Regions from separate parts of the Homo sapiens genome. Here region 2 is linked to region 1. The links are chromatin loops, found by intact Hi-C in ENCODE. Cell type or tissue: PC-3. All regions are shown on one strand. Each heading gives the region's core, and the rest is flanking DNA. Links, peaks and the distances in the headings are about the cores only. Region 1 overlaps LAMA4 (laminin subunit alpha 4). Region 2 overlaps LAMA4 (laminin subunit alpha 4).

Region 1 (2,924 bases), core at 269-2,768:
TCTGGTGCTATTCCTATATCATCAGTCACAGTTCAGTCCCAACCAACTGCCTTTCATATGTAATTTATTCTTCAAATTTTTACTGTATCTCAAGTTGCTGGACTAGAAAATTGCCCATGTCTGCTTATCATTTTGACATTGTGCTGACTGAAGAGCTTAAAGTTTCAAAGAGAAAATTGTTGAAAAAATAGGCAGACCTTGAAATGCACCATGCTTCCAGTGGCTCCTGGGTGGTCCAACCACTGCTGAAATTGAATTACCACAGAGATTTCAAGGATTATTCTCACTGGCCTAACATGCTGTTTTCAGTGCTTCATTCCAAATTCCCATCAACATTGATGGCACTTGTGTACAAATAACTGCTCAAGCAGATTTGGCTCAGCGTGAATGGAGCTCTTCTCCGAGAAGCTGATTCCATTCTCTCAACTTGGGAGATTCTGTTTCAGAGATCTCACACAGTATTTGTCAAAAATAATGCCCAACTCAAATGTGGCCTCTGAAGAAAGGGTTTGTGTGGGCGTCTGTGTGTATGTGTGTGTTTTTGTGTGCGTGGTGAAGGACAGAATGTGATCTAAGAGCACAGAAATGATTCAAGGCTAGGACACCACCCTGTATGCACAGCATGGGCGACATGTACTTACTTTTGGGATTTGAAGGACTGATCTATGGGTTATATTTAAGAGGAAGAGAAGTTCTTTAGTCTGGCATTTGGTCGAATGCCCACTTGCCTTGTCTGTTGCTTTTTTGGCTCAGCTCTTTAAAAACTGCTACAATACGTGAAGGAGCTGTGGGGTGATCTGCCACACAGAGCGCTGGTAGACCCATTATACAGAGTTTCCTGAGGATAGGGAAGTGGTTGTTTTAAACTTCTCTCCTTTCATCCAGTATTCTACCCAGAGGATTATGCCATGATTTTACCGGGAACGTTTTTACACTCTCCAGGAATAACCCAAGCAAGTGGCCCTCTCAGATGGTCAAGGAAGAGAATGCAGAAATGGTATTATAACAAACACATGCCCAGAGGCTTTTTATTGGAGAAGGGTAATCCCCTCCCTACAGAGCAAGGCTCCTGTAGTCACAGAGCCCACTGTGCAGCGGCAATGTGGTCATCAGTCCCTTCATAAACTGTGGGCTCTCTGAATGGACACTGTCTTCTGAGTCATTATACTCCTTCCTGCAATTCCAGTCTTCTTCTTGGCTTGTTCCAGTGCTTTCCAGAAAAACAGTATTTGTGGTCATTTTAAAATTAAATATGCAGAAACTATAATAAATCTTAATATTACTCCTCCCTGCTTTTAAAAAATACGGACACAAGCATTTAAAATTTTAGAATTTTTAATGAGTTGATCTTTGATCCAGTTTAAGTTATATTTGCAAAGCACAACACCCCTAGTTTTTACTTTGGCTTGATACTTCAGAGTAAAGCTCTATTGTTATTCCTATGTCATTAAACTTATTATTTTTTGATATGGAAACTTCAGTTGAAGTGATGAGAGACAGCTGAAAAATGTCATGCCTATAAGAAAACCTCTTCTTTTTGACAAACGCCAGAGGGCGCTAAGATACAGGTAGATAGAGATATATAGCTATTGATATACTGTATATATGACTGGATCAGTGGCAAAGAGGAACATCTATTCCTTTACATTGTAAGATGACTGAATTGAACCTATAGTGATGGCTTATATGAATGTTTATTTTTCCTGTAACTTTGCCTGTGGAAGGAAAATAATGATATAGGCACGTGGGAAAACAGGTGCGCCTCGGTTTAAGAAAAGCTGAAATTAAAAAATTACCTTGTAACTGTAAACTAGTTGGTGGTTTACATTACAAATGTATTAGTCATTTGCTCATCTCAACAGAAAATTCTTCTTGTACATATTTGACATAAAAGTGGCAAGGATGTCTTGGTAATATAGTACATAAAAGGTAGATGACGTGAGGATGATAACCAATATCTAGGGTGATCATATATTTTATGGTTCAACCTGGGGCATTTTTGCACATGAAAGGGAGAACTTTTAGTAATTATTCTGGGACACAAGCATAAACAGCAACAGTCCTGGACAAACCAATAGTAGGAATATTGGTGTGCTACTTCAGAATTTGTACAGTAATATCTACTTCTGCCTACCTCCTAAACATTAATGACCCTAAATTCCTTTCCAGCCCTGATTACCCTCTGAATTGCAGATTCACATCTCTATCTGCCCTCTGTGCCATCACAGATATTTCACTTTTAAAATGTCCAGAGTAATCCATTCGTGTTCGTAGTCTTAGTCATCCACGTCTCAGGATGGAGCTTCTCTCTTTGCCATTTCTCACCTCCAACTGGTCACCAAGTCTGTTTCATTCCACCTGCCACTCTGGCCTCTCTTCCTCTTTTCCATGACCACAGTCTCAGTTCATCCTTGTTCTGTGCAAATTCTTTTCAAATGAAGGCAAGACAGCAACCCACTGCTCTCTTCTCTAGACCACTGTGGCGGTCTCCTAAGCAGTGCCCCTATTGTCAGTCTTCACTGGCTAGTCTATCATCCACACTGCAGAGGGACGTTTCTAAAGTGCAAATCTAATCAGCTCATTGTTCTGGGTAAATACCTGAATGACTTCCAGAGTCCACAGGCTGAAGTCCCCATGTTCACGAGCGTGTTTGGGAAGGTTCTTCACAATTGGGCCTCTGACAGCTTCTTCAGCATTATCTCCTCCTCTCTCTGCCTTACAATGAATCTTCCACAAGGCCACAGTTCCAGTCCCAAGAACTTAGCACGCTGCTTCACATCTATCTGTTCTCATAGTACTTACCCCTTGCTTGGGAGTATCTGATAAACTCCTACTCATTCTCAATATACAGGCCAATACTCACCTTCTCTGAGAAGCCTTTCCTAGTGTACCCATGCCAAAATATTTCACTATTTCTTCCTTAG
Region 2 (2,924 bases), core at 241-2,740, 51 kb after region 1:
GCCATTTTAAGAAATGTCCATGTATGTCTGTGTTCAGTCCCCATTTGTTCACCATGCACCTGGCAGCTGTGCAGTAAATGCTTGTTGAGTGAATGAATGAATTTCTCCTCCAAATGTGCTTACATTTAAGATAGCACAGCCTCTAGACCTAACTGATTGATCTGCCATGGGCATGACATGACACACTGCAATCTGTTCCTTGCAGTGGATGTAATTTCCTATAGTTAAGTCCTTTGGAGACAGCCTGAGGCAGCAGAAAGTCTGAGATCATCAGTATTTCAGTTCCAGCTCTACCTGGGTGACCTTGCCCAGATTATTTAACTCTAGGCTTTGGTTTCCCTTTCTGAAAAAATGGGGCTGCTCACCTTATTACCTTCTAGAATGGTTGTGAGGATCAACTAATATTTAATGCATTTAATGTTCAATATAAAGGCATAGAAATTGTTCTGTAACTATTAGTTTCTTCTCTTCTTTTTGGACTTGTCTGTACCAGGGTTATTTGTTTTAACTGGTTCTCCTGAGTGAGCTGCCATTCTTTTTTTCTTTAGGGCACACAGCTTAGCAATGTTTAAGTTAGTAGTTCCTTGTCTTTCTTCCTTGGAAGACTTAACTCCCTGAGCACAGAAACTGGATTCACCTGATTTGTTGCTGAATCCTCAGTGCCTTCATAGAGCAGATGCTTAATCAATATGTATTGGATGTGTCTTGGCATTACAGAAACACAGAATGCCAGAGCTGGGAAGGACTGTATCTAATTCTTAATTTTAAATTTGGGAAAACTGAGGCCTAGCGAAGAAGCAACTTGTTGAAAGCTGTTTACATAGAGCAAGGTGATGCACCATTAGTGCTCTAGTCACTCAACCACGCTTCTTGATGAGGATGATGATGAAGAAGAAAATGATGCTGGAAAACTGTGGCGTTATTGCTGAAGCTCACACCTCTTTTGGGCCTGCAAACAAACTTATGCTGTCCATCTCTGCCTTTCCCTGGAATACCCGGGATAAAAGTCATCTCTGTTCAAGTTTATCAAATTTATCAAGAGTCTCATAGAAGATATCCCATTAGTATGTCTCCCTTTTTTCTCAGGAAAGTGCCATTGTCATCAAAAGGTCTTAATACCACTCCCCAGTCATCTTGGAGGGGAGAATGCAGGTGATGGATGGGGTAAGGTGGAGTGACCTCTCTTAAGCAAACTCAGGTTTGCTCCATGAGTGTGTGTGGCTGAGTCCATATGGACACCCAGACTATCAGATAGTCCTCAGAGACAGCCCATTAGGCCTCTCTTATTACTTGGTTTGACATATGGCAATTATTCTCAATTTAAATACAATAATTTATAACTGATGTTTTAGTTTTTAACAGTTTTTATATAGTGTAGATAGAAATAGACCACGAAGCAAATAATGCAGATCCCTCATTAGCAAAGTCAACCTCAATAGAAGCCAGTCGTATGACATCCAGCTGTATCCCTGACACCTCCTTTGTTCCATTTGAGGGATCTGACAATGGGCCCTGGAAAAGGATGCCTCTTTGTGTAATATACACCAGCATGTGTGCAGGTGTTTCCCTCATGAATCAGAGGCAGATGTCTGCTCAGGCAGAATATGTGGCAGCTTGACATATGTCTGGCCCCACCTAACAGGAAAACTGTGGCCCATAAATTGTACTAATAAAATACCATCACTGCAATTCTGACTGAGCCATGAAACCAACACCTTCATCCTTCAACACTAAGGAAGGCTATACCCCACAGAGTGTTTGTAACCCGTTCCAAACTTAGGATTGTGTGTTGAACTCCCACTCTGTCATGTGTTTTATGAGTCAAATTTTATGAGACAAATGATAATGAAATTCGACTCCAAGTGCTCTTATTTGTAAAATGTGAGCAGTAGAACCCATTTAGCAAATATTTTACAACTCTGCTATGTGTCAAACACCTAAAAAGCCTCAGAAGAATGGATCTTTAGGCTAAAATCCAAGTATTTCAGAGTGGCAGTCGGCTCAGGGACACTGGTAACAAGGCCATTTCCAAATAGTTCATTAATAAACAAATACACCAAGCACCAACTGCTTACAGAAAGCAAGGCAGATGAATTACCATCCTGAACACTCAGCTCCTTAATTTGGGGAGCTTATTTAAAAAACAGATTTTGCAACAAGTGGTAAATATACAGGAATATAATTTTAACTACAGTATCACAAACCATTCATAAGCTACTTCTATTCCTTTTAAAGCATGAATGGTATTCAAAATTGCTACAGAATTTCCATCCTTTTCATGTTATTTAAGGGTATTTTGTATTATTTCTTCCCCTAATTTCCCTTCCCTAAGATTTCATTTTTAGATTTTTGTGAAATACTATTTAATGTAAATATGTATTTTCTTTAACTTTTCATTTATAAATAGCATAATGTGTACATTTCTTTTGAGTAAAAATTTTGGAGGATAGTTTCAGAATTGCTTTACAATATACCATCATTTTGTAGCTTTGAAATTTTGCCCCCAGATAACTGTTGTGATCGAGATAGCTATTCTGTTACAGCACGTTTCTAAAAGTGAAGGTAAAGAACACAAACTAAAGTGAAAAGAAAATGACTGCAAAGGGAATGGCAATGTCTGGGGTGCAACAAATCTAGTATTCACACTGCCATTTTAATGACAACAAAATAATACACATTTATGAAAGGAAATGAATGGGGAAGGCTGAGAGTATTTGATTTAAAGCAATTCTGTTATCTGTCATTTGAAGAAAAAAATTGTGCTGATTTTAAAACAATACTTTCATTACAGATGTTTCCAGACCCCTTCCCTGATCCAAGGAAACAAAATACCATTCAGCAACAGCCCAGATTTAGAGATGGGACTTGTTCCAATATAAACATTTCTTAGCTAGACCTTCTCCATGAAAGTGCATAGTCAATTT

Evidence for each region. Peaks named below come from ENCODE experiments on the same cell type or tissue, not always from the same donor. Only the 100,000 strongest peaks of a DNase experiment are listed, where the experiment ranks them.
Region 2: it touches region 1 in a loop (5-fold over the local background); 4 of 110 quality-filtered maps call a loop at or near these places.

What each region holds. Positions count from the first base shown.
Region 1 is chr6:112,178,740-112,181,663 of GRCh38, forward strand. All of the region lies in intron 9 of LAMA4 (laminin subunit alpha 4), which reads right to left. Among named protein-coding and RNA genes, the nearest start is that of LAMA4-AS1, 56 kb to the right of the region's middle. In PC-3, for the core only: a CTCF peak has its summit at 1,553 (motif pointing right); a DNase peak (open chromatin) is centred at 1,562; H3K4me3 peaks cover 279 bases; H3K27ac peaks cover 1,141 bases.
Region 2 is chr6:112,230,123-112,233,046 of GRCh38, forward strand. All of the region lies in intron 2 of LAMA4 (laminin subunit alpha 4), which reads right to left. Among named protein-coding and RNA genes, the nearest start is that of LAMA4-AS1, 5.0 kb to the right of the region's middle. In PC-3, for the core only: no CTCF peak of the experiment used is centred there; a DNase peak (open chromatin) is centred at 1,689; H3K27ac peaks cover 1,325 bases.